4 separate regions of the Homo sapiens genome follow, and all the other regions are linked to region 1. Evidence: chromatin contacts called from ENCODE Hi-C or POLR2A ChIA-PET data. All regions are on one chromosome and are shown on one strand. The core of a region is the stretch at or near the end of the contact, and the rest is flanking DNA. Distances in the headings are between cores, read along the strand shown.

Region 1 (2,841 bases), core at 83-2,582:
ACTCTCGGTTTTTCTACCTGAAGTTAAAAGCTGTGTATAAAATACAAAGTCAATATTTGATGACAGTTACCTCTGATTCTACTGTGTCTTGTCCTTCTTTTGAACTTTTTCCACTCTTCCCTGCTTTTGGTGATTCCTGGTAAACATCAAGCAAAGTCAATTAGTCTTCTCACTTTTTAGACAGGTAAACATCAGATAAGCCAAATGCAGTTTTAAAAGTGATTTATACAACTACAGCTTCTGATATTTTTAATTCATACCATTAGGAAATTCTATATCATACCGTTTAGGATTCCAACAGTGCAATGCCCCCCAACCCCCATTCAGATTCTTTTCGTTTTATCTGCATTTGAGGTTGAAAACTTCAAGCAGAAAACAGATAAATCCAATTTTATACAGTGCTTCTGGCATTTTGAGATCCACATCACATCCCTTTCTACCCTCCCACCCTAAACCCTATGAGTGAGGATTTCTGGGGTGATAATGAAACGCTACAGAGCTCCACCTGAAGCAGAAACATACCCGCCCCCCCGAATGCAAACGCAGCACCCTTGCTCGCAGCCCTCACCGCCGCCGCCACCCAGGATAATAATAGTGTTCGAGAGCCCCAGAGCGTCCCTCCGGGGCGGCAGAGAATTCCTTACCAGCTCTCAGCGGGGTCCCTTCTCGCTCCCTTTCCCCCGTACAGGGGTCCCTCCCCAGGCGTCTACAGCCCCCATCCCTGAAGCTCCTTTCCGGGAGCCTGCGAGGCTGCGAACCCCCTCGGCGGCCGCACCTGCCCGCCCAAGCCCACGGCGCGCTGTCGGAAACGGGCGCCCCTCCGACCCCCTCCCCGGGCCGCGCCCTCCCTCCACGCCCAGCCCCGGCCCATCACGAAGGTCCCAGCGGCCCGGGCCTGCGCCCCGCGGCTCCGGCGCGATCCCCGGGCTCCCCGCCCCCACCGGGCATGAGGCCGAGAGAAGCCCGGGGATGCCTGGCTCGGCCGCCCTCGGGGACGCGAAGCCCGCGGCGTCAGGCGGGGAACTGAGCCGGGGCCCGGGCGCAGGACCCCGGTGCCGTCGCGCCCTCCCCCGGCAGTCCCTCCCTGCTCCCTCCGTCCCGCGGCCGGGCCCGGACTCACTTTCTCCTTCTTGTTTTTATTCGGCATGGCTGGAGCGGGCCGCCGCCGCCGCCGCCGCCCCTGCCGCCGCCTGCCCCCGCAGCAGCAGCGCCCCCGCCCCGGCCGTCGCGCCCCCGCGGCCGCCGCCGCCGCCGCCGCCCGGGGACTGAGTCTTTCGCTTGCTCTCGCTTCCCCTTTTCCAGACTCCCAGAGGCTGCGGCAGCCACGGCGGCGGCGGCGGCGGCGGCGGCGGCAGCGGCGGCGTCTCTCCGCCCCTCCCCCGGCCGGCCCGCCCCGCCCCTCTCCTCCCACCCCCCGGCCGGCCGCCCCGCCCCGCCCGCCGCTCGCCCCACCCCCGCGCCCGGCCCCGCCCCGCTGCACTCAACAGCGCCCTGCCATTGGTCGACGCGCCCCCACGTACCCTAACGCTCCCCGCTCCCCCCACCCTCTCCGCGCGACCCGTTCACGCCCCCGCCCTCCGTCCCGAGTCGCTGCGAGCCGGCCTCAGGCAGGCCGCGGCCTCCTGGCGCGGGGCTGACCGCTGAGCAGAGCTGAGCCGACTCAGGGGAGGGAGCATGTGGCTGCGACTGCGGTGACAGGGCCGTGGCCCGCTGTGGAGGCGCAAGACAGAGCGTGAGACGTAGGAAATGCACATTTGAAATGTATGGCAACAACTTCTGCAGCCGGCGAAACGCGAACCGTGGCCTCTTGGCCTTGCCCCCTCACCGCCGCGGCTCTCGTTGCAGTCAAGAGTGCCTGGCACGCTTTGCACTGAGGCGCACGGGGAGGCCCGGGAACCGAGCGAGCGGCAGTTTCGCGGGACACCGCTGGGCCCCGCCTCCCCTCCCTTCCCTCCCCTCCCCTTCCCTCCTCTCCCTCCACTCCCCTCCCCTCCGTCCCCTCCCCTCGACCACCCCGTCCCCTGCCCTCCCCTTCTCTCGACCAGCCCGTCCCCTGCCCTCCCCTCCCCTCCCCTCGACCAGCCCGTCCCCTCCCCTCCTCTTCCCTCGGCCAGCCCCTCCCCTCGGCCAGCCCTTCCCCTCGACCAACCCCTCTCCTCGACCGGCCCCTCCCCTCGACCGGCCCCTCCCCTTGGCCGGGCCCTCCCCTTGACCGGCCCCTCCCCTCGACCGGCCCCTCCCCTCGGCCGGCCCCTTCCCTCGGCCAGCCCCTCCCCTCGACCAGCCCCTCCCCTCGACCAGCCCCTCCCCTCACCAGCTCAGCTTTCCGCAGCTCCTCCCGCGAGGTCCCGCCCATCCGACAGCCCGCCCCTCCCTGGTTGGTCCCGCCCTCCGCAGTTTCTCCCGCAAGGTCCCGCCTACCCGACAGTCCCGTCCTTTCCTGGTTGGTCCCGCCCTCCGCAGCTTTTGCCGCGAGGTCCCACCCACCCGACAGCCCCGCCCCTCTCCAGTCGGCCCCGCCCTCCGCAGCTCCTTCCGCGAGGTCACGCCCACATGCGCAGCCCCTCTCCTCCGGCGTCGGCCCCGCCCACCGAGGCGAGGCCTCAAAGACTTGGTGGCCGCTGCGCCAATAGGATTTTATTTTTATTCTTTAATTTGGCTTGATCATAAATGGTGAGGAAACCTCTGCATGACTGGGAGTCACCTGATTTCTCTCAGCTTGTTAATAGCTGTGAGGAGAGGGTGTCCAAGGGAAAAACGTTAACTTTTCAATACAATACTTCCGCGGTCCACCTCGTGCCCAAAACTATTGAAGACGCTAAGGACAGGCGTCCCAGATTG
Region 2 (2,713 bases), core at 1-2,500, 2.2 Mb after region 1:
CGTGGGCCGCTCACTGTCGCGTGCGCGGATTTGATCTCGTTGCAGGTTCCGGGGGAGGGACCCCCCCCCGCCCCGCCCCGCCCCGCCTGCTGGCGGTAGACGCGCCGTAAATGCGCTTTGGGGACCGGAGGATAACGAGACAGACTTACAGGCAGTGGGAAGCCCGGGGGTCCCGCGAGGCCGCCGGTGGGGAGTTCTGTGGCCGGCTCGGCGCCCCCGGACCCCGGCGTTCAGGCCCCAGTGGGAGACCTTCCCACCCTTCCCAGTGGTTTCCACCCCGCGAATTGCAGATTATCTCCCGAATCCCAGGGATTTAGCGGTCGAGTGAGCGGAGGTGGAGCGGGGCTCCGAGCGCCGCTCCGGGCAGGGGGCAGGTTCCCGGAGCTCTCGCCCCATCGGGGCAGAGAGTACTGACCGCGCTGCGGGACGCGGCTGGCAAGGCCCTGGCCCTGCAGGGGCGCGGACGCCAGCGTTTAGCTCAGCCCTGGGCTAGGAGTGGAGACGCAGCCCCGCCGCGTGCTCCGGCAGGGGACCCGGGTGGGGACGGGGGCGGAGGAGCCTGGGGGCAGGGAAGGGGACAAAGAGCCGCCCTGCTGCGGGGAAGAGCGACCCCCATGTCACAGTCCTATTGTTCGCTGTGTCTCCGACTGCCCTGAACTCTGGTGCCCCCGGGAGGGAGAAGGGGCGCCGTCGCCCGGATCGTGGGTATTTGTTTATCTGGGGAGAGGGAAGAGGACCGGGGACGCGGGCCGGGGAGGGGGCTCGACTGCTATTTTCGCGCGTCGCCTTTAAGGGAAGCCCGGCCCTACCTTTCCCACCGTCCCCCTCCCCGCAGCCGTACCTGCATTTTAAAAGCGCCCTGTAGCCCTGGGATTGGCTAAGGCCGCGTCCTCCGGGCGCAGAAACTTGAACCGCCGGGAGCCGGCCGCGGGCGGGGGTCGGAAACCCCGCGGATGGACCGTACCACCGCCGCAGCTTCCCCCGCGCGCGCCCCGCCCCTCCCGCACACCCCCGGAGCGGCCCAATCGCCCGGCCGGGAGGGCGGGACCGCGGCCGGAACGCGCCTCTGAGAGGGCACTGGACGGGCGGGCGCACCGCGCAGGGGGACGGCGGGGGCCGCGCCTCTGCTCCCCAGTCGCCCTCGGGGGCGGGGCCGGGCCTCGGAGACCCGCCCACTCTCCGCCCGGGGTGGGCGGGGCGGCGGGGGCTCCGGGAGCTGGGCCGGGGGCGGGCCTCCGCCTGCTTCTCCAGAACCCTGAGAGCGCCCGGCACCGCGGCCGCCGACGCAGCAGCCGCCTCCGCTCGTCAACCCCGAGGCGCGCGGGCTCCCGGGCGGCCCCGGCGGGCGCGGCGAGAGGACGCGCCAGGCGGCGCGGGGCGGGCCGCACGCGCCCCCGGCCGCCCCCCGCCCGCGCGCGGACCGGCCCAGCGGAGCCCCGGCGCGGGGAAGCGCCGGCCGGGCGAGGGCGAGGGCGATGCCGCGGTGACGGCCCCGCCATGGCTAAGCCCGCGGCGACGGCGGCGGCGGCGTCGGAGGAGCTGAGCCAGGTGCCGGACGAGGAGCTGCTGCGCTGGAGCAAGGAGGAGCTGGCGCGGCGGCTGCGGCGCGCCGAGGGCGAGAAGGTGGGCCTCATGCTGGAGCACGGCGGCCTGATGCGCGACGTGAACCGGCGGCTGCAGCAGCACCTGCTGGAGATCCGCGGCCTCAAGGACGTGAACCAGCGGCTGCAGGACGACAACCAGGAGCTGCGCGAGCTCTGCTGCTTCCTCGACGACGACCGGCAGAAGGGGCGCAAGCTGGCGCGCGAGTGGCAGCGCTTCGGGCGCCACGCGGCCGGCGCCGTGTGGCACGAGGTGGCCCGCTCGCAGCAGAAGCTGCGCGAGCTCGAGGCGCGCCAGGAGGCCCTGCTGCGCGAGAACCTGGAGCTCAAGGAGCTGGTGCTGCTGCTGGACGAGGAGCGCGCGGCACTGGCGGCGACGGGGGCCGCAAGCGGTGGCGGCGGCGGCGGGGGCGGCGCCGGCTCCCGCAGCTCCATCGACAGCCAGGCCAGCCTGAGCGGGCCGCTGTCGGGTGGCGCGCCCGGCGCGGGGGCCCGCGACGTGGGCGACGGCAGCAGTACGTCCAGCGCGGGCAGCGGCGGCAGCCCCGACCACCACCACCACGTCCCACCCCCGCTGCTGCCCCCCGGGCCGCACAAGGCCCCCGACGGCAAGGCAGGAGCCACACGTCGGTCCCTGGACGACTTGTCGGCGCCGCCGCACCACCGCAGCATCCCCAACGGCCTGCACGGTAAGGACTACACGGGCCGGGCAGCGCGGGTCTCCCTGGCTGCAGCCCTTTTCCCAGGCTGCGGCGAGAGGAGGTGGTCCCTGGCTGTCCCACTCATGCGGCCGCCACTCCAGACTCCTCCAGCTGTCATGGATCCTGGGCCAGGGGATCCCGCACTCACCCAAAGTGGGGCTTTGGGCGGTGGTGGGCCGGTTCAGTGGTGGAGCGTCTTTTTGTCCAGCTCAGAACCTGCTGCCGGTCCGGTCCCAGAAAAGTTTCTAGCGGGTGTAGTTGCCAAAATTAGGGTCTGTCACTGCTGGGCTGGCGGTGGGCGCCTCATCCCAGCCTTGGAAATCCTTGCCTAGTAGCGGGAAGTTCTAAACAGCAAAGGATACAAGGCCCCTTGAGCGCAAGTGAATTTCCCCTCTTGCAGCAACAGGTGTC
Region 3 (2,765 bases), core at 24-2,523, 2.1 Mb after region 1:
ATACACAAGCGAACACAGAGTGTCCCTGTCCTCCCGGGGCTCACATTCTAGAGGGGGAGACAGTCAACAGGTGAACAGACAGTCAACAGGTGGAAAGAAGGTAACCTCAGAGGTGATGGCCCCTGAGAAGTCTGGGGCTGGGTGGTCTTTACACAAGGTGCTGGGCAAGGCCTGTTTGAGACAAGCAGAGGAAGAAGCCCGCCAGGCCCAGGCTTGAGAAAAGGACCCGGGGGGAGGGAAGCTGCGGGGGGGGCGGGGGGAGGGGGAGGCTGGGAGAAGAAAGGCTGGGGGCAGTAGTGAGAAAGCAAGAGGAAAGAGCAAGCTGCAGAGTGGGTTCTGAGTGCTCGGCAGGGGCCTCGCGGGCCATGCAGCCGACTTAATTTAGAACTGCATTTAGTTGTCAAGTGATGGGAAGCCCTTGGAGCAGGGAAATGACACATTTAATTTAAGCTTCACAAAGCTAAGCTGGGGGTGGGGGGGGGTTGGCAAGTTGAGGGGGGTGTAAGTTGCGTGGGGGTGGGGACCAAGAATGCAATTGTAAGTACTAAGGAGAAGACAAATGGGGTGTCCCAGAACAGAAATACAAGCAAAAGGAAACATGACTGAAGTACAGCGTGCTCCAATCCAGGCTGACCCTGTCCAAGTCCCAAAGTTAACAGCGCCCACTTTGGAGGCAGGCTGACCTGGGCTTAAATCTAGGCTTACCAACCGTGTGACCTTGGGCAGGTGACTTCGCCTCTGAGCGCCTCAGTCTCCTCGTCTGAACGATGGGTTAACAATAGCGCCTACCTGAAAGGGCTGTGGCTGCCATCACGTTTGTGGGGCCCAGCTGTGCGCGGTGGGCGCCCAGCAGCTGCTGCGGCTGTGAGTAATTTGTTACTAAGAATAGTTAGCGCCCCTCTCGGGGCCGCCGACTCCCAGCGGCCGCGCGCACTAGGCGAGGCCGGACCCCCGGCCTGGACGCCGGCTTAGACGCTGTCCCCAGGCCCCCAGTCCCAGCACCCCAGCCAGGCCCCGCCCCCAGCCCCGCTCACCTGGGCCGCGGCGGCCCGGGGATGTGCTCGTAGCGGCTGCGAGCGCGGTGCACGAAGGTGCAGCAGAGGCCGAAGGCGAGCAGGACGGCGCTGCCGAGCAGCAGCAGCCCGGGGCTCATGGCTCCGGGGCAGGGCAGGCCAGGCCAGGGTCGGGCCGGGCGCCGAGGGGGCCGGGAGGCCGCGAGCCGACTCAGCTGTCAGCGCCGCGCGCCGCCTCGGCCCCAGGCCAGGCGCGACCCAGCACCCTCCCCGCCCGCTCGGCTCCGCCCCCGCCGACTCCGACCCCTCCCAGGGCGCACAGTCCCCGCCAACCACGTCTCCGCCTCCGGCTCCGGCGCTCCGGGCCCTCCCCCGCCCCGCCCCGCCCCCCAGAGCTCCGCCCCAACCTCCACACCGCCCCAGCCCAGGCCCCACCCCGAGCATGTGGTCTTCACCAATCACAACTCCGCTTCTGGCTCAGCCCCCCAGGCTCCGCCCCCACCTCTTCAGACTCAGGTCCGCCCCAGCAGCAGCTCCGCCCAGAACGCGTTGTCCCTGGCAACGCCGATCCTCAGCGCTCTGGCCCGGCGGCGGCGCGAAGTCCTGCTGGCTGGCTCCGCCCGCTTCGGCGCCTCCAAATAACGGCATCTTTCCGCGCGCGGTCTTAGGCCCCTTCCTTTTTCCCCCAAACCTGCCCGGAAACCCCATCCCAGCCTGCAAAAGTCCGCATAACGCCGACTGTTCCCAAACTTCTCCTTGGAACCCCAGACCCCCAAAGTTGTTCTCCAGTTGCCCCGGGGCGCCTCCTCCGCCCGGACAGTCCACGCCTAGCGCCCGTGGTCCGCCAGCGGGGCCCGCGGGCTGGTGGCAGGATCCTGCGGGACCCAGGGACGCCTGTGTCTGCGACCGAGAGCGCACGGCGTGGCCGGAGGCTGTTCTCCCAGAGACTCGGGGGCCTGCGGACCCTCCTAGACCAGGCGAAGCCCCATCTGAGGCGCTGGCTCAGGCCCGAAGGAGTTGGAGTTGGAGGGATGAAAATCTGGGTCCGCCCTCCAGGGAAAGCGGGAAATGTGCCGGGGAGGCGGGGGTAGCGGAGGAGAAGGTATTTTCGAAATAATGACCAGGGCTTCCCCCTCTGTCGTAACCCGCGTCTCCTTGCCCATCCCGTATGAAGATGAGGCCAATTCTGGGCGTTTTAGTTCCCAATTCCTATCCCGAGGGACCACCCAGCGTGAAAGTCGTGGCAGGGGAAGGCCAGGTGTGCCCACTCCTAGCCCAGGTAAAGGTCCCCCGGGCTGGAGGTAGAGGCCCAGGGAGTGTAGATGCTGCTGGGTTTCTGAGAAGAGGCAATGCCCCTGCCCCACGCTTGAGCCAGTCCTGGAGAGGTTGGGGGTTGGAAAACGAAGGGGACCTTGGTACCGCCTTCCCAGGTATAGTTAGGGACATGGGACATGGCTGTTAGGGGTGTGGGCTGAGGGGCGACGGAGACGGCCAAGTCTTAAGAGCCGTGCCCAGCACGGAGGAGGCGGGACTTCTGCCCTCGGGGCCACCGCAGCCTGGACAGGTGGGCAGCAGAGCATCCATCCCCCCGGCGCCTGGCCCGGCCGCCCAGTTGGACTCGGGGATGTTGGCTTGCTATGGCGCCCCCGTGTGGCGGCGGTGACAGGCAGCCGCAGGCCCACAGGGTAACTCAGGCTGGCCCTGCTGGGGTGAGGTGTGGAACGGAGCCACCAGGTCCCCTGTGGGCTGTGA
Region 4 (2,700 bases), core at 95-2,594, 3.0 Mb before region 1:
CCTCTTCTTGCCTGCACAGTGTTTGAATTTTTCAACTGTCCTGAGAGGGCACACGATTGCGGTCCTGCCACAGTTCCCACGGCATCATTCCCCTTACCTCCCCATGGCCCAGAATAGCACTCGCTTTCACAGCCCTAGCACACTGGAGACACCGCACAGAGGAACCTCGGGAGGCAGAGTCTTTCCCTCATTCCCAAGGCACAAGCGGCACCAGGTAAATCACACACCCCGGGTCATCCTCTAACTGCTCTACAGGTGCAGACTTTGTGTCCCAATCACTAGGCAAGGTAAGCTCCACTTTTTACCTGCCCCAGGGTATTAATCACCCCAGTCAGAGTGATGATCAATAAGATCAACACGCCTGAAATCCACAGGAGAAAGCCAGAGAAGGCCTGGGAGCTCACTGCCCTCACATCCCACCCAGAACTGGACACTGCAGCCACACGGAGTCCTATTTCGCTCTCCTGCTGCCTGGCTTCTGCCTCGCCCTCTTCCTTCCCTTCCTCTGCCTGGCTAACTCCTACTCGCCCCCACAGGATTCCGCTCAGACTGTTCTTCCAAGAAGCCTTCCGTGCCATCCCTGCAGGTGCGCCTGCACAAACCTGTGCCTGCCCCGACCACCTGTGGCGACTCCTCCTGCTGGTCTCCCCAACTAGGCTGGGGAGCTCCCGGGAGACGGGGCACATCTGTCTTGCCTGCCTTTGGTCTCCCGAGAAAGCCGCCGTGCCTGGCAGGGCCGCGCGCTCCATGAATACCTCTTGGGACAGGAGGGGCACTCTTCGGGTTGACTCCATGCAGGACGCCCCGCTCCCCAACCTCTCCCAGGACATCCTGCACGGGACAGTCCTGAGAAAGCACCAGGCGGGTGCCGCTCACTGCAGGGCGGCGACTAACCGGGATCGTGGAAGAGGGCGCGGGGGCTAGGGGCAGGGACCCTTTTCTTTCAGGCTGTTGGACAGGGTGGGCGAACGCTGGGGTCCTCACATCCCCCTCACTGACCCCAGCCCTGGGCGTGGCCAGCTTGTGTCCCCGCGGCCTCCCAGCTTCCGGGAACGCGGGGCCAGAAAGCAGGGCCCTCCAGCCCCCCGCTCAGGCCTCAGAGGGGACGCTGAGGCCCGGCCCGTTCCAGGCCCCGACGCAGCGGACCCTCGGCAGCCCGCCCGACACTCACCGAAGACCTCCTGCGAGTAGCGCTCGGCGCACACGCCGCGGCTCAACTCCCTCTGGCTCACGCGGACCTTGAGCTGTAGCGGGGCCACGTCCGCGAAGGGGCAGCTCCGCTTGGGCATGGCCGCGGGGCCGGGAGCTACGCAGCTCCCCGGCCGCCAGCCCCTTACCAACGACGCCGTGACGTCACAGCTGCGCGCCCATCCGCGGGCGAGAGCGGGTTTGAGGAGAGGGAGCGACGCGGCGCGTCATAGGCTGCGGGCGAAGTGGGAGGCGGGACTCCTGCGCGGAGCGGCGCGGGATAGGCCGAGGGAGAGATCGGGGGTGGGACTCGTGCGTCGGTGTACTGGACTCGACGCCGCGGGAAAGGCCAGGGGCCAGGTTGAGGATCAGGGTGGGCGGGTCCGTGGGAGAGATTTGTGCGCGCGCCGCTCAGGATAGGCGGGAGGAGAGACTAGGGGCGGGGTTCCTATGCGGCGCGAAGCGACGAAGGGTGGGAGCCAGGTCGCGGCATTCGGCTGCGCGGGAAGAGCCAGGGGGCGGGGGCGAGGCCGAGGGTCAGGACGGTGCAACGAGGGCGGAGCTTGTGCATCGGGGGCGGGCCTCGTTTGAGGATCGGCGTGGGATAGGCCAGGGCGACGTCGGGGCGGGTCTAGTTTGAGGAGCGGCGCGGGATAGGCCAGGGCAAAGTCTGGGGCGGCTGGGTCGGTGGCGGGATTCCTGTCAGCTTTTGTTTGGTTCCTAAACGGTAGACACTGGTTATAGTTCCTCATTTACTTCTCCGAAGTTAAGAGGCAGCCCGCTTCTTCCTAGCTCTTTTTTCCCCTTTAGAGACAGGGTCTCGCTCTGTCACCCAGACTGAGTGCAGTGGCAGTCTCGGCTCACTGTAGCTTGCGCCTCCCGGGCTCAGGCGATCCTCCCTTCTCGGCCTCCCCGGTAGCTGGGACCGCAGGCGCGCGCCTCCGCGCCCCGCTTTTTGGTTTTGGGTAGGAACGGGGGTTTTTCTGTGTTGCCTCAGCTGGCTTAGCTCCTCACTGTGGCGGTCTCCGCCTTCCAGAAGTAAAGGCGTGTGGGGGCTGCGCTCTGAGGGCCGCGTGCGGCTGCCGAGCGCCCCCGGGCGGGGGTATGCGCCGCTGTGTGGAAAATGTTCTTGCACAGCGGGTTCGTCTGACTTGGTGTCCCCATGCCGCGAGGTGCACCCGCGTCGTCCCTTCTCCGGGGTTCTGCTCACCAGAGGCGGCTCTCCCCTGCCCCGGCGGGTACAGAACCGACCCGTCCTGTGGCGTGGGCTTCGCCCTGTGAGAGATGACAGCGTGCTGGCAGCCCTCGCTCGCTCTCGGCGCCCACTCTGGCCGCGCTCGAGGGGCCCTTCAGCCCGCCGCTGCACTGTGGGAGCCCCTCTCTGGGCTGGCCGCGGCCGGAGCCGGCTCCCTCAGCTTGCAGGGAGGTGTGGAGGGAGAGGTGCGGGCGGGAACCCGGGCTGCACGTGGCGCTTGCGGGTCAGCGTGAGTTCCGGGTGGGCGTGGGCTCGGC

Evidence for each region. A loop is a pair of places that touch in the nucleus more often than their neighbours do. ChIA-PET counts read pairs that join two places held with the same protein, here RNA polymerase II (POLR2A). Pooled maps may share reads with other maps.
Region 2: a map of ascending aorta shows a loop between it and region 1 (8-fold over the local background). The contact joins the promoter of CCDC85C here to the promoter of PPP2R5C in region 1. A Hi-C loop is called at or near these places in 1 of 168 maps with a recorded cell type or tissue (ascending aorta), 1 of 37 single-sample maps with no recorded cell type and 10 of 50 pooled maps.
Region 3: a map of CD14-positive monocyte shows a loop between it and region 1 (11-fold over the local background). The contact joins the promoter of CYP46A1 here to the promoter of PPP2R5C in region 1. A Hi-C loop is called at or near these places in 2 of 168 maps with a recorded cell type or tissue (CD14-positive monocyte and ascending aorta), 5 of 37 single-sample maps with no recorded cell type and 14 of 50 pooled maps.
Region 4: a loop to region 1 is called in a map of naive thymus-derived CD4-positive, alpha-beta T cell, with 12 times the contacts of the local background. The contact joins the promoter of SIVA1 here to the promoter of PPP2R5C in region 1. A Hi-C loop is called at or near these places in 1 of 168 maps with a recorded cell type or tissue (naive thymus-derived CD4-positive, alpha-beta T cell) and 7 of 50 pooled maps. POLR2A ChIA-PET finds 5 or more read pairs at or near these places in 1 of 52 experiments (BJ).

What each region holds. Positions count from the first base shown.
Region 1 is chr14:101,760,200-101,763,040 of GRCh38, reverse strand. PPP2R5C (protein phosphatase 2 regulatory subunit B'gamma) reads right to left here and starts at 1,332. Exons shown (of 16, transcript NM_001352913.2): 1 at 1,121-1,332; 2 at 71-136. The coding sequence starts at 1,147. RefSeq lists silencers at 697-766, 817-1,036, 1,177-1,416, 1,427-1,586, 2,047-2,096 and 2 more.
Region 2 is chr14:99,602,744-99,605,456 of GRCh38, reverse strand. CCDC85C (coiled-coil domain containing 85C) reads left to right here and starts at 1,250. Exons shown (of 6, transcript NM_001144995.2): 1 at 1,250-2,290. The coding sequence starts at 1,498. It also overlaps a transcript of HHIPL1 not described here. RefSeq lists silencers at 46-195, 376-445, 506-645, 786-1,315 and enhancers at 1,576-1,695, 2,402-2,713.
Region 3 is chr14:99,682,806-99,685,570 of GRCh38, reverse strand. It overlaps CYP46A1 (cytochrome P450 family 46 subfamily A member 1), which reads right to left and starts at 1,273. Exons shown (of 15, transcript NM_006668.2): 1 at 1,035-1,273. The coding sequence starts at 1,153. RefSeq lists a silencer at 889-1,468 and an enhancer at 2,709-2,765.
Region 4 is chr14:104,751,791-104,754,490 of GRCh38, reverse strand. It overlaps SIVA1 (SIVA1 apoptosis inducing factor), which reads right to left and starts at 1,344. Exons shown (of 4, transcript NM_006427.4): 1 at 1,172-1,344. The coding sequence starts at 1,289. The region is part of intron 2 of LOC107987209 (a long non-coding RNA gene); the gene reads left to right. RefSeq lists enhancers at 1,249-1,318, 1,329-1,378, 1,024-1,525, 2,229-2,318 and a silencer at 1,479-1,848.